Regions from separate parts of the Homo sapiens genome. Here all the other regions are linked to region 3. A link is a contact called in ENCODE Hi-C or POLR2A ChIA-PET data. All regions are on one chromosome and are shown on one strand. The core of a region is the stretch at or near the end of the contact, and the rest is flanking DNA. Distances in the headings are between cores, read along the strand shown.

Region 1 (2,700 bases), core at 145-2,644, 1.1 Mb before region 3:
TTTATTCAGCCAACATTTTAGTAAGTACCCTTTTTTTTTTACCAAGCACTGCTCTGGGAGCTTGGGACATGGGGTAGAAAGGACGGCATCATTGTCCTCATTGTCCTTCAGCTTAGCTGCAAGGCAGGTGAAGGATGCTTATAGTATGGTTGATTTTTGCTGGGCTCTATGAAGGATCAGAGGGTGCTAAGGAGGCACAGAGAAAGAGCTTTTAACGTGGGTATTTTACTGTTCCAGGGTTGCCACTCAAGTACCTACAGAACAAACGGGTGTAGCTGTAAACTGTGGCAAACTGAAAGCATGTAGGCACAGAGTAAGTAGCTAGAGCTGATTTTTTTCAGGAAAGGCCACAAATCCCAACTTTTATGAGCTCCTCTTTTAAATGCTGTAAATGTTTTACAATGGCGGGGCGCGGTGGCTCACGCCTGTAATCCCAGCATTTGGGAGGCCGAGGGGCAGATCACTTGAGGTCAGGAGTTCAAGACCAGCCTGGCCAACATGGTGAAACCTCTTCTCTACTAAAATTACAAAAATTAGCCGGGCATGGTGGTGCATGCTTGTAATTCCAGCTGCTAGGGAGGCCGAGGCGGGAGGATTGCTTGAACCCGGGAAGCAGAGGTTGCAGTGAGCTGAGATCGTGCCACTGCACTCCAGCCTGGGCGACAGAGCAAGATTCCGTCACACACACAAAAAAAAGGCGTGGGGGGAGGCCAAACAAAACCCCGCAAGACACATTTGGCTATGACCTGCCAGTTTGCTAGGCATTCTTCCAACCTTCCCTCCCTCTGACCAAGAAACTGAGTGTCCACTATTTTAGGCCCTGGGAAATTCAGTAGCGAGGAGGCCAGACAGCTTCGTTGCATCATGGGGGGCTCTGGTACTGTGCTTCTCCAACTTCAGGATGTGTAGGAATCACCTGAGCAGTCTTGTTGAGAGGCGGACACTGACTCGGGAGGTCTGGGGTAGGGCCTGAACGTTTGCCTTTGCGGTTCTAACAAGCTCTCAGGTGATGGCGATGCTACTGTTCCCTGGCCCCGAGGTAGAGGAAGATTTAAGTAAAAGCTTCCTGGAGGAGGCGCAAGTGAACCGCAGGAGCTTTCCCGGACGCCCGAGAAAGGGAGAAACCCCGAAGGAATTCCTCCTCTCTCGGGGCTGGGTCTCCGCATCCACGCCGGGTTTGGTTTCCCAGGCTATCCCACGTGTTCGGGCGTCCGTGTCAATCAGGTTTTCCCCGGCTGGGTCCGGGTTTAAAGGCTGCTGCTGCGCAGGGCGCTCCCATGGTGCCGCGCGGCGGGCGGGTTTGGATTTTAAATCCCCGCGGCCAATCAGTGGCGCGCAGGCTTTTGTAACGTTCCCAGCGCCGCGTTTGAATTCGGGGAGGAGCGGAGCGGTGCGGAGGCTCTGCTCGGATCGAGGTCTGCAGCGCAGCTTCGGGAGCATGAGTGCTGCAGTGACTGCAGGGAAGCTGGCACGGGCACCGGCCGACCCTGGGAAAGCCGGGGTCCCCGGAGTTGCAGCTCCCGGAGCTCCGGCGGCGGCTCCACCGGCGAAAGAGATCCCGGAGGTCCTAGTGGACCCACGCAGCCGGCGGCGCTATGTGCGGGGCCGCTTTTTGGGCAAGGGCGGCTTTGCCAAGTGCTTCGAGATCTCGGACGCGGACACCAAGGAGGTGTTCGCGGGCAAGATTGTGCCTAAGTCTCTGCTGCTCAAGCCGCACCAGAGGGAGAAGATGTCCATGGAAATATCCATTCACCGCAGCCTCGCCCACCAGCACGTCGTAGGATTCCACGGCTTTTTCGAGGACAACGACTTCGTGTTCGTGGTGTTGGAGCTCTGCCGCCGGAGGGTGAGTGTCGCTGCTGGGGAACTGGAACTGCCTGCGGGGCAGTTGGAGCGCCCAGACCTGGAGCTGCTGGAAAGAGTACCCAGCAAGGGAGAGCCTGGGACTTGGAGCTGCTAGAGAAGGGTGCTGGGAGCCTCCCGCTTACGTATGGAAAGTGTCTTTGGTAAGGGCTTCTTGGCTCTGGGAGCTGCTAGAGGAGGGGGTTCCAGTGAAGTGGAGTCTGAGTCATGTTGCTGATAGGGAAGTCAGCTTCTGGACGCGAGGTGCTGGGGGGAGGGGTGCTGGTAATGGACGCTAGGGCCCTGGAGTACCCAGGGAGGAGTCCCAGGTTAGTGATGCCGCGCCCTGGGAGCTTCTGGGGTGGAGCTGGGTCAGTGGGGGGGTAGTTGGAGCCAGACTTCGGGCCTTCCGGGGGAGATACGAGTCAGGAAAGGGATCTGGTGCTGGGGACTCGGAGCTTCCGGAGTGGGGCTGAGAGAGGACCCCCAGGTAAGGGGGGAAGCTAGTAGGAGAAGGGGTGCTGCGAATGGTTGTGGACAGTGTTAAGGCAGGGTCCAGATGCCGCTGTGCTGGAGAAGGAATGGGGTGGGGGCATAGGGAAGGAGAGAAACCCACCAAGACCCCTCTTTCATCCCTTGGGAGTCCAGAGTCCAGTCCTGTGCTTCCTTTGCCTGGTAACCCTCTCCCTTCCCCACCGGCCTCAATCCACCTCCCCATCCCTCCTGCCCTCTCCTTCCCACCCACAGTCTCTCCTGGAGCTGCACAAGAGGAGGAAAGCCCTGACTGAGCCTGAGGCCCGATACTACCTACGGCAAATTGTGCTTGGCTGCCAGTACCTGCACCGAAACCGAGTTATT
Region 2 (2,700 bases), core at 31-2,530, 1.3 Mb before region 3:
TTTTTTTTCTTTTTACAGTTTATTGTTTGGTACAAAACAGGCTCTTTAACTCTTTGAATAAACACCTCACAGACTCGTGCTCCTAGATTACAAAAAGTCAAAGCCAATTTTCTTTGACACTGGGCTCTTGACTCTGAGATTCAAGTCACTATAACAGAAACTGGAGTTGTTTTATCTTATATTCTGGAAGGTGCCTCAACAAAGACATGTTAAGAACTGGTTAAAACTTCTAGCATTTAAAAAGATCCATCTTGTCTTCCAGTGCCTATGGATAATAATAAAAAGGGAATCCCAGAGATCTGCTATTGAATTATTTAGAGAAGAGCTACTGCAATAAGATCCACTCTTTTAAGTTCCAAAAGGAAACTTCAGGCCAGATGTGGTGGCTCACAGGTATAATCACAGTACTTTGGGAGGCCAAGACTGGAAAACCCATTATGCCCAGGAATTTGAATTTGAGACCAGCCTGGCAACACAGTGAGATCCCATCTCTACAATTTTTTTTTTAAACAGAATTTGTGGGGCGCGGTGGCTCGCGCCTGTAGTCCTAGCGACTCGAGAGGCGAGAGGATCGCTTGAGTGCAGGAGTTCGAGGCTGCAGTGAGCTATGATCGAGCCACTGTAGAGAGACCCTGTTTCAAAAGAAAAAACAAAGAGAAAGAAAGAAAAGAAAAAGGAAACTTATAGCCCAGCCAGAGGAGGAAAAACAACACCCAAAATTAGCAAGTGTTCAAGACAGCCCGGCACCCAGCTGAGACTCCCGCTGACGTGATCAGGAGTTCGGGGCTTGCTCTTTTGCCGAGGGTATTTGCTGTCCATGCGTGCCCCGCCCACCTGAGTGCCTCACGCAAGTTCGGTGACCTCTGCCCAGCCGAGAGCAGGGGAGGGTCCCGCGGCCAGGGCCCCGAGCGGCTCACCCTCCACGGCGTGGTTCACCTCTTGGATGAACAGCTGCAGCTTCATCACCAGGGTGGCTGCGTGGCCATCCGCCTTCCCGGACGCCGCCTCCTTGGAGCCGGCCCTGAAGGCCGCATTGATCCACTCCTTCACGTCGAAGTCGTCTGCCAGGAACTTGGAGAAGTCCATGGCGGAACTGCCTCAGGCCTGGCGTCCAGAACTTAAGAGTTGGCTCCGGGCGGCAACGGGGATGCAGAAGCGAGCGAGCCTGCGAGAGCACCGAGGCTAGCCTCCGAGGCGAACCCCAGAAACGCCAGGACGGGTAACTTGCCCCTTTGCGCTTCCCCGCTCAGCGCACTCAGTTTGCGGCTGGGAATGACCCTCGCCGCCCGCCGTTCTTCTTCCGGAAGTCGTTGGCCGTTACCATAGTGACTGCAGGCGTCCGGAGCGCTGAGCAGAGGTGGGTGTGGGAAAACGCCCCGGACTGAGAGCTCCCGGCACCGACAAATATCCCATGTCTGCTAACATTTGCCGAGGACTAAACTATATGCTTACTATAAAGCCCTGACATACATTAGCGCATTTACGCGGTGGCTCGCGCCTGTAATCCCAGCTCTTTAGGAAGCTGACGCGGGAGAATCGCTTGAGGCCAGGAGTTCTAGGACAGCCTGGGCAACAGTGGAGCGCAGTGGGCAGCAATGGAGTGCAATTGAACGATCTCTGCTCACTACAGCCTCAAATTCCTGGGCAATTGAACGATCTCAGCTCACTGCAGCCTCAAATTTCTGGGCTCCAGCGATCCTCCCACCTCAGCCTCCAGAGTAGCTGGGACTACAGGCGCGCGACAACACGCCCGGCTATTTCTTTCTTTTTCTTTCTTTCTTTATTTTTTTCTGAGACGGAGTCTTGCTCTGTCGCCCAGGTTGGAGCGAAGTGACGCGATCTCGGCTCACTGCAACCTCCGCCTCCCAGGTTCAAGCGAGTGTCTTGCCTCAGCCTCCCGAGTAGCTGGGATTACAGGCGCGTGCCACCACGCCCGGCTACTTTTTGTATTATTAGTAGAGATGGGGTTTCACCACGCTGGCCAGGCTGGCCTCAAACTCCCAACCTCAGGTGATCCGCCTGCCTCGGCCTCCCAAAGTGTTGGGATCACAGGCGTGAGTCACCGCGCCTGGCCTAACTAATTATTTTCTTAATGATGTGTTTTGAGGTGCAGACCTTTTAAAGTTTGTTAAGTTCCTTATCACCTTTTTTTATGGATCATGCTTTTGGTGTTGCGGCTGAGAAATCTGTGCATAACCCATAATCACAAACAATTTCTCAGCCTGGGCAACATAGGAAGACCCCGTCTCTGCAAAAAAATTAAAAATTAGCTGAGTGTGGTGGCGCACACCTGTAGTCTCAGCTACTCGAGAGGCTGGGGTGAGAGGATTGCCTGAGCCCAGGAGGTCGAGGCTGCAGTGAGCTGTGATCACGCCACTGCACTCCAGCCTGGGTGACAGAGCGAGACCCTGTCTCGAAAAGAAAAGAAGAAAAGGTAGGGGAAGGTATGAGGGTATTCTTTAGGTTCTAAGTTTTTATGTTGTTTCAAGAGTGGGACCAACCCAAGGGGGAGGACAAGATGTCATCCTTGGAAACCCTACAGGGGACAGTTTTCCAGGTTGGCCTGCCATTGGGGTATGAGTGGCTGGCTGCCATCTCCAGGCCTGATAGTCACTCGTTTTTCATTGGCATCTCCCTTGGTTTGTCTCATTCTTCTGGGTTGAGTAGGTTTTAACTGGGGTAACCCTTCTGCTAGGAGTC
Region 3 (2,799 bases), core at 231-2,730:
GGGCGCGGTGGCTCACGCCTGTAATCCCAACACCTTGGGAGGCCGAGGGGGGCGATCACCTGAGGTCAGGAGTTCAAGACCAGCCTGGCCAACATGACGAAACCCCGTCATTACTAAAAATACAAAAATAGCTAGGCGCAGTGGTGCGTGTCTGTAATCCCAGCTACTTGGGAGGCTAAGGCAGGAGAATTGCTTGAACTCGGGAGGCGGAGGTTGCGGTGAACGGAGATCGCGCCACTGCACTCCAGCCTGGGAGACAGAGCGAGACTCCGCCTAAAAAAAATGATAATATAATAAAAAAATAAAAAAAAAAGCCAGTTGAAGAACTTAGGTTAGAAAAAGGAGAATGGGATGATCCACAGAGTGGGGTTTCTGAGAAAGTAAAGGTTATAGATTTTAAGCACAGAGGAGGAATTATCTTTAAATTAGAAGAAAAAGCTTGATGAGAGGTTGGAAAGAACACACGCAAGTGAAAATATGTATCTTACTGTATCTACATGTATGTGTATTGTTGTATCTACCTGCAGATATGTATGTCTTATTGTATCTACATGTAGGTATGTATGTATACTTTTAATGTACACATATGCATCTGTGTCTACATATATACATATCTTAGTCTATCTACATGTATGTATCTTACTGTGTCTACACTAAGATGTTTCTTACTGTGTGAGCTACGTTGGAACCTGCTTTTTCATTTATTCTATTGCAACCATTTCCTCCATGCCGGGATTATTCCTCCACATCATTTTTACAGTGTCCTAATACATGCCAGTAGCTGTTTTTGAAGCCATCTAGTAGCGCTGGACATTTTGGCTGTTTGCAATTTTTCACCATCATCAATACCACAGCTTAGTATCTCGAAGGTGAAATATTTGCAGATACCCAGAATTATTTCCTGAGCAGAAAATCCGTGCAGGCGGAACTGCTGAGTCAAAGGTCGGTGGATAAAAATCGCTTTTAAGCCTCACAACCCGCCTCAGGTATGCATTCTTTACCTGAGGAGGAACAGAGAAGCAGAGAGGTTAAATAACTGGCCCAAGGTCAAAAATAATTAGAAGTGGCTGAATTCAAAAGCCGCGCGGGCTCATCAGGCTGCAGTTGGGGTAAAATTTGCGTTTTAGGCAATTTTTTTTTTTTTTTTTTTTGGCGTGTGTCAGTGGGGGAGGGGCCGGGCGGCGGGTAGGAAACTTGTGTCGCAGCAAAGAAGGAGGAGGAGGGGAGGGACTCCCCTCCTCGGTCAGACCGGAGCCGGCCGCACCGAAAAAGGTTGGACTCGGGACTCCGCAGGCCCCCCCAGCCACTCCGCGGGGCGCCTCGGAGGCTGTGACCTCCAGGGAGGTCCGGCTGGGTGCAGCGTGACACGCCGGGGCGGTTGCCAAGGACCTGCCCAATCTGCGGGTCCAGTTGCTAGGGCCTCCATCTTGGGGGCCAGTGGCCGTGGCGCCCCCGGAAGGGGTTGCCGAGTGGGGCATTCACTTCCGGTCTGGGGCCTGCGGCGGCGGCGGTGTCGGCGGCGGCGGCGGCGGCGGCGGCGGCGGCGGCAGCGGGTCGGTGTAGAAAATGGCGCTGGTGCAGCGGCTCGGGCCTCTCCCCGCGGCGCTGCGGAGGGCTTGAGGCTCGCGAGCCTCCTTCGCCGCGCCCCACTTGCTCGTGCACTTTACACACATGAGGTGAGCGGAACAAGGGCCTCCCTCCGGGCGGGAGGAGCCGCGGGCGCTGCCGCAGGGCCCGCAACCCGCGGCGGCGGCAGCAGAGGCGGCGGCGCCGGGCGTCCCCGAGACTTCGGGCCTCGGCGGGAGGGCGCAGGCTGCGTTGCTGCGGAGGCCGAGCGGGCGGCCCGGGGGAGCCTCGCTGCGCCGCGCCGCGGGGGCCAGGCCGGGGTTGCGCCTCGCCCGCGCCGCGGGACCGCAGTCCGGGCTGCAGCCCCGCAGCTTTGTGAGTCCCCCTCCCCCCGTCCTCTCCCCTCCCCCATCCGGCCCCGGCGCGAGCCTCTGCCGCAGCAGCTCCGTTTTCACGCGCATCTCGTTTTTGTGTGTGTGTTTTTGTTTTGTTTTTGTTTTTGTTTTTTTGTTTCAGAGAATTGGAAGCTAAAGCTACCAAAGACGTAGAAAGAAATCTTAGCAGGTAAGATGGGCGAGCTTTCCGTCTCCCGCCCCACGATAATCGTATATTTCTACTCCGATTCGCCTTTTCTGGGTTGAGAAGTTCCCCCGTGACATTTTCTTCCGCACCCGGAGAGCAGACATTCGGGAGAAGCGGCCTGGGGGAATACTGGAGGGATTGCGGGGAGATGCGTAATTACGCGTGTGTTTCTTTCTTTAAAAAAAAAAAAAAAAAGCGCAAAGCAATTCTTGTAAACTTAGTTAAAGCATTCTCACCCTTTTAGAATTTAATTAGGGGACTTGTGCATTAATTACTATTGTAAATGGTTGCAGGCATTGTGTGACTCATGATTGAGGCGGCCCTTATGGCGGGCTGTCAAACTGTTTTGGCTTCCCCGTTATTACTTTGTAGCTCAAATTGTTGCTTTTATAAAAAGATACTATGTGTTCGCATTCCCCCCCGCCCCCCCCCCCCCCCCATACATTGTAGTCAGGCGGATTCTGTTGCATTGGACACAGTTTTGTCCTTGAACTTTACCAAGCATAAGCTGCGTTTTGTTTTCCTTCGAAACTCCATTTCTGTCCATGTTCGGTGTGTGCTCTTTTTATCAGCTGGTAAAATAATTAAAAATCTTTTCTCCAGAAGAGGTTATCGTTCCTGTTGGGCCCTGCTGCTTTTGCATCACCGTGA
Region 4 (2,700 bases), core at 1-2,500, 1.1 Mb before region 3:
GGATTATCTTGTTTACTTATAAATGATCTTTCTCACCTCCACCAGAAGGTAAGCCAGGATAAGAATAACATCAGCACAAGCTGGAAACATCCTAAAAGTCTATCAGTAAAGTACAGTCTAAAGAAGCAAGGGCACTTCCAAGGCCAGGTGCAGTGGCGGGTTCGTGTAATCCCAGCTACTCGGGAGGCTGAGGCAGGAGAGTCGCTTGATCCCAGGAAGCGGAGGTTGCAGTGAGCCGAGATCGCGCCACTGCACCCCAGCATGGGTGGCAGAGTGAGACTCTGTCTCAAAAAAGAAGAAAAACAGAAAAGGAAGAAAAAAGAAACAAAACGAGGGCACTTCCAAACTACAACATACTGTCTAGAACTTAAAAAAGAAAGCAAGGTAGATAAACATGTCCTGACAGGAAAGCTAAACGGAACCTGCAGAACCATTCAGATCATACCATTTATGAACATTCCCTTCTCCAAAAAATATACATAGGATTCCTTTTTGGTGGTTAGGGATACGCCCCTCCTCCACCACCCACATTAACACACGAAAGGACCTGGAAGTACCAGACTTAAAAGATTTACTTGAGGCCGTCCGGGGGGAGAAGTAAAGATTGAGGGTGTGGGAGGGGGGAGGAGCAAGGGTGTCGATACAGCTTTATCTACAAACTGTTACACATTGTATTAATGCGCTGCTACTGTAATGAAATTTGTTCTTTAAACGCCACCACGTGAGCACCACGCTATTTCCACATTTTCATTTTCTGTGCCCCCTCAGCCCTAAGAGGAGGGGGTGGTCAGATGATACTGCTGCCCTCGGACTGCCGAGGACACAAAGCCAGGCCTAAAACCCTGGGAAAGCGGGGTCAGAGTCCTGCGTCCGCCCTTCCCGCACCCCCGGCACCTTTTCCTTCTCCTCACAGCTGAGGGGCTTCCCGGGAGGCTCGTCCATCGGGCAGGCGACAGAACGAAAAGAGCAGCCGTCGCCGACCCCAGGCCTGCCGACACCGGGACCCAGTTGGCCCTGGGCCGGGGAGGCGCCCCAGGAAGGAATGGGGAGCCCGGGATCGCACCCTCAGTGCGCGATCAGCTGACCCACGCGGGCCAAGCGCGCCCTAAACTCCGGCCAATTAAATCCACCATTCGGCCTGCGCACGCGCAGCCGTAGACGGCCGAGCAGTGGAGCGAGGCCGCCTAAAGGAGAGCCGCGCTGTCGATGAGTCCCAGTGGGCCACCTGGAGCGGAAGTGGAGGAGCGGCCGGAAGTAGCCGGAATCTCTGAAAGACTGACCGACTGACTCTGACAGGATCCGGGGCTGAGGGAAGGAGGCGGCGGCCATGGAGTTGGGCGAGCTGCTCTACAACAAGTCTGAGTACATCGAGACGGTGCGCGGGTCCAGATATGTATCCTCCTCTTTCCAACCCTGCGTCCCTTTGAGGCCTGGTCGGCGTTCCCAACCTGCCCCTACCCCACCAACCCCTGTCCCTTTGGCCATTAGTCCCGGATTATCTAGCGATGCCCCGTGTACCGTCTGGCTTTGCTGTTTACTCCGCGCTTGGCCAGTTGAGGCCTTTTGTATTTATTCCTGATTTTCTCATAGGGGTAAAGTGCCTTCGGGAGGATAGGACAAGTCCCATCCTGTTCATACGAATTACAGCTCGGACTTCGGGCCCTTTTACACTGCCTTTTGTATCTGTTAACTTGCGCTAAAAACGATTCGGTTCTTTTTTTTTGAGGAAGGGGGTTGGGGGGCGGAGACTCTGTCGCCCAGTCCTGAGGGCCGCGGCGCGATCTCTGCTCACTGCAACCTCCGCCTCCCGGGTTCAAGCGATTCTCCTGCCTCAGCGTCTCGAGTAGCTGGGATTACAGGCGCCCGCCACCACGCCCGGCTAATTTTTGTATTTTTTGGTAGAGACGGGGTTTCACCGTGTTGGCCAGGCAGGTCCCTAACTCTTGACCTCAGGTGATCGACCCGCCTCGGCCTCCCAAAGTGCTGGCATTACAGGCGTGAGCCACCGCACCCTGCCGATTTGGTTCTTTATGATCAGTACATGATATGTTTGTAAAATCTTGGAAACAGGGCAAGTGGTCAATTAACGTTACTATCGTTATTTTGGTTTTCTTTGCTTTCTCACAACTCTGATACTCATAGTCATTATCCTCGTTTTAAGGCCGTAAAGCCCACGCGTGGAAGTGGGATTTGAATCCGCGTCTGTCTGATGCCACCAAGCTATAGACATTCAAATTATGAGTTTATTCCTTGAGTCCCTAGTTTCCTTTGTGTTTTTATTTTTTGAGACAGGTTCTCACTCTGTTGCCCAGGCTGGAGTGCAGTGGCACAATCACAGCTCATTGCAGCCTCGGCCTTCCAGGCTCAAGCGATCCTCTAGCCTCAGCCTTCTGAGGAGCTGGGACTACAGACACGCGCCACCATGCCCGGCTAATTAAAAAATTTTTTTTTTGTTGAGAAGGGGTCTCACTATGTTGCCTAGGCTGGTCTTGAGCTCCTGTCCTCAAGGGATCCGTCTGCCTCAGCCTCTCAAAGTGCTGAGATTACAGGCATGAGCCACCATACTCAGCCATAGTTTCCTAATCCATCATTGCTTTTTTGATATCCTGGACTCACTCCATTGTGGACAGCACCCCACTTTATGTTTTTTTCTCTCAAATGGGAGCTTTCTTGATGGAAACCTGTAGTCCAGAAACCTAT
Region 5 (2,775 bases), core at 170-2,669, 1.2 Mb before region 3:
CACTGTACTCAGCTGATAACATGTTTCAGATTGGGAAAATGAGGTACCTTAGTGTTTGGGATGTTAAAGGGGAAGTGCTAATTGATGGTATTAGAGATTATTGGATGGATCTCAAAGGTTAAATAAAACCAGGAAGAAAAGGTATTTCTTTAAATCCACAGCAATGGGGCCAGCTGAAGAAACATTCATTCATTCATTCATTTACTGAGACAGGGGACAAGGTCTCACTCTCGTTGATCAGGCTGGAATGCAGTGGTGCAATCATGGCTCACTGCAGTCTTGACTTCCTGGGCTCATGTGATTCTCTCATCTCAGCCTCCCGAGCAGCTAGGACTACAGGTATGCACGACTATACCCAGCTAATTTTTTGTATTTTTAGTAGAGACAGGGTTTCTTTCTTTTCTTTTCTTTTTCTTTCTTTTTTTTTTTTTTTGAGTCAGGGTCTCACTCTGTCACCCAGGCTGGAGTACAGTAGAGTGATCACAGCTCACTGCAGCCTAGACATTCCCAAGGGTAAAGTGATTCTCCCACCTCAGCCTCCCAAGTAGCTGGGACTACAGGCGTGCACCACCATGCCTGGCTAATTTTTGTATTTTTTTTAGTAGAAATGGGGGCTCACCATGTTGCGAAGGCTGGGCTCTAGCAATCTGCCCACCTTGGCCTCCCAAAGTGCTGGGATTACAGGCATGAGCCACCGCACCTAGCTGGAACAGATATTCTAATCGATACATTGATGATGCAGTAAGAAAACTGTAAAGTCTGAGCCATACAAAACCTACACTATCCTAGTTGGGTTTTTTTGTTTTTTGTTTTGAGATGGAGTCTCGCTCTGTCACCCAGGCTGGAGTGCAGCGGCGTGATCTTGGCTCACTGTAGCCTCTGCCTCCCAGGCTCCCAAGTAGCTGGGATTACAGGTGCACGCCACCATGCCCAGCTAATTTCAGCAGAGATGGGGTTTCACCACGTTGGCCAAGCTGGTCTCGAATTCCTGACCTCAGGTGATCTGCCTACCTCAGCCTCCCAAAGTGCTGGGATTACAGGCGTGAGCCACCGTGCCTGGCTTCTAGTTGTATTAATCTGTCTTTTTACATTGGCTTCTGTTTTCTAAATGTTGTTCTCCAAGCTGTCATATGTTTGGATTACAGAACAACTTGTAAGATGAATACTTGTTTTAAATGTGCATTATTGAATATGTTCTGTCCAAGTGCGGTGGCTCACTCCTGTAATCCCAGCATTTCGGGAGGACAAGGCAGGAGAACTGCTTGAGCCCAGGAGTTCAAAACCAACCTGGGTAACGAGACCTTGTCTCTACTAGAAATTTAAGAAAAAAAAAGAATTAGCCGGGCATGGTGGGTACATGTGTGTAGTTCCACCCACTTGGGAGACTGAAGCAGGATTGCTTGAGCCCAGGAAGTCAAGGCTGTGGTGAGTCATGATTGCATCGCTCCAGCCTGGGTGACACAGCAAGACCCTGTCTGGAAAAAAAAGTCCTAAGGGAAGCTAACTGTCAGCTTTATTAAGAAGGATTGCTTTGTACCTACCACCTAATGTAAAATAAAACCAAGTAATACATTCTCAACAGTTATGGCCCCCCTCCTTTTTTTTTTTTTTTTTTTTTTGAGACAGGGTCTCATTCTGTCTCCCAGGCTGGAGTGCAGTGGCACAATCTCAGCTCACTGCAACCTCCATCTCCCTAGTTCAGCTGATTCTCCTGCCTCAGCCTCCTAAGTAGCTGAGATTATGGGCACACACCACCAAGCCCAGCTAATTTTTGTACTTTAATATAGATAGGGTTTCACCACGTTGCCCAGGCTGCAGTTGTGTCCTTTTTTTGCTCATAAGAGCTAGTACTGTTTAAGGCCCAAAGTAATAGTTTTTACAGATCTTTTAGTTTCAACTAAGCTTTTACAATAGAAAGGACTTGTATTGCATTGAGTTTATAAACTTTTGGTTTGTGAAATCCATACTTGATCTGTTCTTTTCCAACCAAATGTCTAGGCTTGACTTTTCCACCCCAATGACATTTCACTTTATTAAATATTAGCAGATATACTTTGATAACCAACACAGCTTGTATGAAAACTGAGCAAGTGTCCATCATGACCCATAGGGTTCTGGGTAGTTGTTACCTTACTGTTTAGTCCACAAAAAATAACGACTTAGATAAGCTGTCTGATTTGCTTTCGCTTATTAAACACGTTCACCATGAGATGATGTGTGTAACATCAGATACCGTTAAATTAGACTAGGATTTAATACAAATCCTGAAAGCTTAAAATAAATAAATAAATAAATGGCTGCAAGGATTCCACAACAGGGCATGACTATAATTTAACAAAAAAAAAAAATCTGTTGGCCAGGCATGGTGGCTCATGCCTATAATCCCAGCACTTTGGGAAGCTGAGGTGGGAAGATCGCTTGAGTTTCATACCAGCCTGGGCAAAATAGGGGAATTCCATCTCTACAAAAATTTAAAAACTAGCTGTGTGCCAGCCGGGCATGATGGCTCACACCTATAATCCCAGCACTTTGGGAGGCTGAGGTGGGTGGATCTCCTATGCTCAGGAGTTTGAGACCAGCCTAGGCAACACGGAGAAACCCCGTCTCTACCAAAAAATACAAAAAAAATTTGCCGGGCATGGCGGCACACACCTGTGGTTCCAGCTGTTTGGGAGGCTGAGATGAGAGGACTGCTTGAGCCCAGGAGGCAGAAGTTGCCTTGAGCCAATATCACACCACTGCACTCCAATCTGGGTGACAGAGTGAGACCCCATC
Region 6 (2,700 bases), core at 9-2,508, 1.2 Mb before region 3:
ATTAGCCGTGCAGCCCCTTTCCCGGATTCCTGAGCTTTAGGCTTGCACTCCAGCGGACTGACCTACTTGTTCCCGGAGTGCTCCACATTCTCTTGTCCCCAGCTTTTGCACACGCAGTTTCTTCTGCCTGGAATGCGGTCGGCTGTGACGACCCCCAGGTAAACCAACTCCTACCACCACAGGTGAAACGAACGCCCTCCTCCTCCTCGCCAATCCCGTTAGTAAGGTGATGTGACTGCCGGCTTGTACCCACTAAAAAATGTTTTGGTGAGCAAGGACCCTGTGTTATGCATCTCAGTGTTCCTGGCACCTAGCAGAGCTGGGTACAAGGGGAATATTCTTTATCCCCTTTGAACCTCAATCCCTCATTGGTAAAACGGAGATAATAATAACCCCTAAGATGACTGTGAAGCTTACAGGAGACATGCAGAAGAATTCTGGCCAAAGGGTTTGAGCCCAACCAGGGTAACATAATGAGACCCCGTCTCTTAAAGGAAAAAAAAAACACACATATATATATATACGCACACACACACACACGTGTGTGTGTGTTTAAAAAAAAAAGTCTGGCCAAAGTAAACACAAAAGGTAAAAAATTTCTTTTTGACGCGGTAGCCAGATAGAGATCTTTCTCAGCCCCAAACAGACTGCATGTCTTGCACGACTGCGTCTCCTTAAGCCTCAAGGTCCCCGCTTCCGTAGTGGGGTTAATAATAGAAGCCAGCTCGGGGTGGGAATGAGGATTAAGCAGGACTAAGCCGCTGTGAGCACAGTGCCTGGCGCAGGGGAAAGCGCAGGTCACGTAGCCATTGGGGTGGGGGTCGGGGTCCTGTGCTGCTGCTAAGTTGGGGGGTGGGCGGAGGGGGAGGGGCAGAGCTCAGAAGGGGGCCGCTGCCCCGGCGGATGCTTGGGGCTCCTCTCGGGGGACCCCTGGGCGATCTTCCCCACCGCGCCGGGCCCAGGCCCCCTACCCGGCCGCCGGCCTCCCCTGCGGCCGCCCGCCCCGAAGCAAGGCCCCGGGAGGCGGGAAGCGAGGCCTCACGTGCGGCGCAGCGGCTGCGCCGAAGGCCTGCCAGGCTACTCACTGAGCCACAGCTCCAGCGACGCTGCCGGGCCCGGGGGACCCTGGGCCGACTCGGTTCCCGCCACAGCCGCCGCCACCGCGGTCGCCGCCATCGCTCCAGCCCCGACGCTGCGGCCGCGGGCGCCACTGCCTCTTCAGCCGCTGTAGCGTCCTGGCGCTCTCCTCTGCTGACTGCGCGGCAGGAGCGGTGGACACGTGACGGGGCGGGGCCGCTGGCGCCACGCCCACCCCAGGCCCCCCCTCCACGCGGGACCGGCCGGAACATTTCTTAGTCCAGATCCCTCCACCCAGCGCTGGTCTTCTAAGACCACTCACCGTACGGTTGCCAGATAAAATACAAGACGCCCAGTTAAATTTGATTTTCAGAAGAACACGAATAATTCTTTTAGCATTTTTATTTTTTAAGAGACGGGGTCTTGCTCTGTCACTCAGGCTGGAGTCCAATGGCGCGATCACGGCTCACTGCAGCCTCCACCTCCTAGGCTCAAGCGATCCTCCCGCTTCAGTCTCCGGAGGAGCTGGGACTAGGGGAGGGCACCACCACGCCTGGCGTGTGTGTGTGTGTGTGTTAGAGACTGGGTTTCACCGTGTGTGTGTGTGTGTGTGTGTGTGTGTGTGTGTGTGTGTGTTAGAGACTGGGTTTCACCATGTTGCCCGGGTGGTCTCGAACTCCTGGTGTTAGAGACTGGGTTTCACCGTGTGTGTGTGTGTGTGTGTGTGTGTGTGTGTGTTAGAGACTGGGTTTCACCATGTTGCCCGGGTGGTCTCGAACTCCTGGGCTACAAGATCCTCTTACCTCGACTTCCCAAAGTGCTTGCATTTATTTTTTATTTTTCTTTTTTTCTTTTTTTGAGACGGAGTCTCACTCTGTCGCCTAGGCTGGAGTGCAGGGGTGCCATCTCGGCTCACTGCAACCTCCACTTCCTGGGTTCAAGCGATTCTCCTGCCTCAGCGTCCCGAGTAGCTGGGACTACAGGTGCATGCCACCACACCCAGCTATTTTTTTTTTTTTTGTATTTTTAGTAGAAACGAGGGTTCACTATGTTGGCCAGGCTGGTCTCGAACTCCTGACCTCGTGATCTGCCCGCTTCGCCCTCCCAAAGTGCTGGGATTACAGGGGTGAGCCACCACGCCCGGCCTATGTGCTTGCATTTTTATTCACAGAAGGGTTTTCCTGGAACACTTTTTTTTTTTTTCAGATGGAGTCTCGCTCTGTCGCCCAGGCTGGAGTGCAGTGGTGCTATCTCGGCTCATTGCAACCTCCACCTCCCTGGTTTCCTGGAACACTTCTAAACTAACATGTCCTGCATTCCTCAATACTCTGCTTTATTTTCTGCATCACACAGTACACCATCGATGTATTATTTACTTGCTTATTCTGTTAAAAGATAATTTTCCCAAAAAAGTATGTCATGATTATCATAATTATGAAATGAATACGTGTTAAATATTTTATTTAATTACATGAGGGAACCAAGCAGATGTTATAATCAATCCAAAAGTGAAGTCAAAGAAGGGCAAATTTATCTGGAAAAAAAGGAAGATAAGACGAATGTGCAAATGGAGGCAAAACTGGCTTTTCGACCGGGGTGAGAGCTGTCCCTCCAGTGAGCGGA

The links. Hi-C counts contacts between places; a loop is a spot of excess contacts on that map. ChIA-PET counts read pairs that join two places held with the same protein, here RNA polymerase II (POLR2A). Pooled maps may share reads with other maps.
Region 1: a pooled map shows a loop between it and region 3 (4-fold over the local background). The contact joins the promoter of PLK1 here to the promoter of TNRC6A in region 3. A Hi-C loop is called at or near these places in 1 of 37 single-sample maps with no recorded cell type and 3 of 50 pooled maps. POLR2A ChIA-PET finds 5 or more read pairs at or near these places in 1 of 52 experiments (naive thymus-derived CD4-positive, alpha-beta T cell).
Region 2: a pooled map shows a loop between it and region 3 (6-fold over the local background). The contact joins the promoter of COG7 here to the promoter of TNRC6A in region 3. A Hi-C loop is called at or near these places in 5 of 50 pooled maps. POLR2A ChIA-PET finds 5 or more read pairs at or near these places in 2 of 52 experiments (activated T-cell and naive thymus-derived CD8-positive, alpha-beta T cell).
Region 4: a loop to region 3 is called in a pooled map, with 11 times the contacts of the local background. The contact joins the promoter of DCTN5 here to the promoter of TNRC6A in region 3. A Hi-C loop is called at or near these places in 2 of 37 single-sample maps with no recorded cell type and 9 of 50 pooled maps. POLR2A ChIA-PET finds 5 or more read pairs at or near these places in 1 of 52 experiments (activated CD4-positive, alpha-beta T cell).
Region 5: POLR2A ChIA-PET joins it to region 3 with 12 read pairs in Panc1. The contact joins the enhancer-like site here to the promoter of TNRC6A in region 3. POLR2A ChIA-PET finds 5 or more read pairs at or near these places in 2 of 52 experiments (Panc1 and T-cell).
Region 6: a loop to region 3 is called in a pooled map, with 5 times the contacts of the local background. The contact joins the promoter of GGA2 here to the promoter of TNRC6A in region 3. A Hi-C loop is called at or near these places in 1 of 37 single-sample maps with no recorded cell type and 4 of 50 pooled maps. POLR2A ChIA-PET finds 5 or more read pairs at or near these places in 1 of 52 experiments (T-cell).

Annotation. Positions count from the first base shown.
Region 1 is chr16:23,677,495-23,680,194 of GRCh38, forward strand. It overlaps PLK1 (polo like kinase 1), which reads left to right and starts at 1,395. Exons shown (of 10, transcript NM_005030.6): 1 at 1,395-1,846; 2 at 2,590-2,700. The coding sequence starts at 1,439.
Region 2 is chr16:23,451,909-23,454,608 of GRCh38, forward strand. It overlaps COG7 (component of oligomeric golgi complex 7), which reads right to left and starts at 1,281. Exons shown (of 17, transcript NM_153603.4): 1 at 918-1,281. The coding sequence starts at 1,086. It overlaps LOC124903667 (a long non-coding RNA gene), which reads left to right and starts at 835. Exons shown (of 2, transcript XR_007065030.1): 1 at 835-1,357. RefSeq lists enhancers at 941-1,270, 1,561-1,610.
Region 3 is chr16:24,728,171-24,730,969 of GRCh38, forward strand. TNRC6A (trinucleotide repeat containing adaptor 6A) reads left to right here and starts at 1,481. Exons shown (of 25, transcript NM_014494.4): 1 at 1,481-1,676; 2 at 2,083-2,130. The coding sequence starts at 1,672. RefSeq lists a silencer at 1,510-1,819.
Region 4 is chr16:23,640,216-23,642,915 of GRCh38, forward strand. DCTN5 (dynactin subunit 5) reads left to right here and starts at 1,251. Exons shown (of 6, transcript NM_032486.4): 1 at 1,251-1,375. The coding sequence starts at 1,328. PALB2 (partner and localizer of BRCA2) reads right to left here and starts at 1,095. Exons shown (of 13, transcript NM_024675.4): 1 at 895-1,095. The coding sequence starts at 942. RefSeq lists a silencer at 162-396 and an enhancer at 1,524-2,313.
Region 5 is chr16:23,537,377-23,540,151 of GRCh38, forward strand. All of the region lies in intron 3 of EARS2 (glutamyl-tRNA synthetase 2, mitochondrial), which reads right to left. It also overlaps the pseudogene SUB1P4. Among named protein-coding and RNA genes, the nearest start is that of EARS2, 19 kb to the right of the region's middle. RefSeq lists enhancers at 630-1,131, 1,132-1,631, 1,232-1,526. Within about 2 kb of position 1,420, at least 4 of the 41 ENCODE cell types and tissues checked have a DNase peak (open chromatin) inside an H3K27ac peak, as active enhancers do.
Region 6 is chr16:23,509,236-23,511,935 of GRCh38, forward strand. GGA2 (golgi associated, gamma adaptin ear containing, ARF binding protein 2) reads right to left here and starts at 1,259. Exons shown (of 17, transcript NM_015044.4): 1 at 1,086-1,259. The coding sequence starts at 1,176. RefSeq lists silencers at 946-1,115, 1,186-1,415, 1,486-1,535.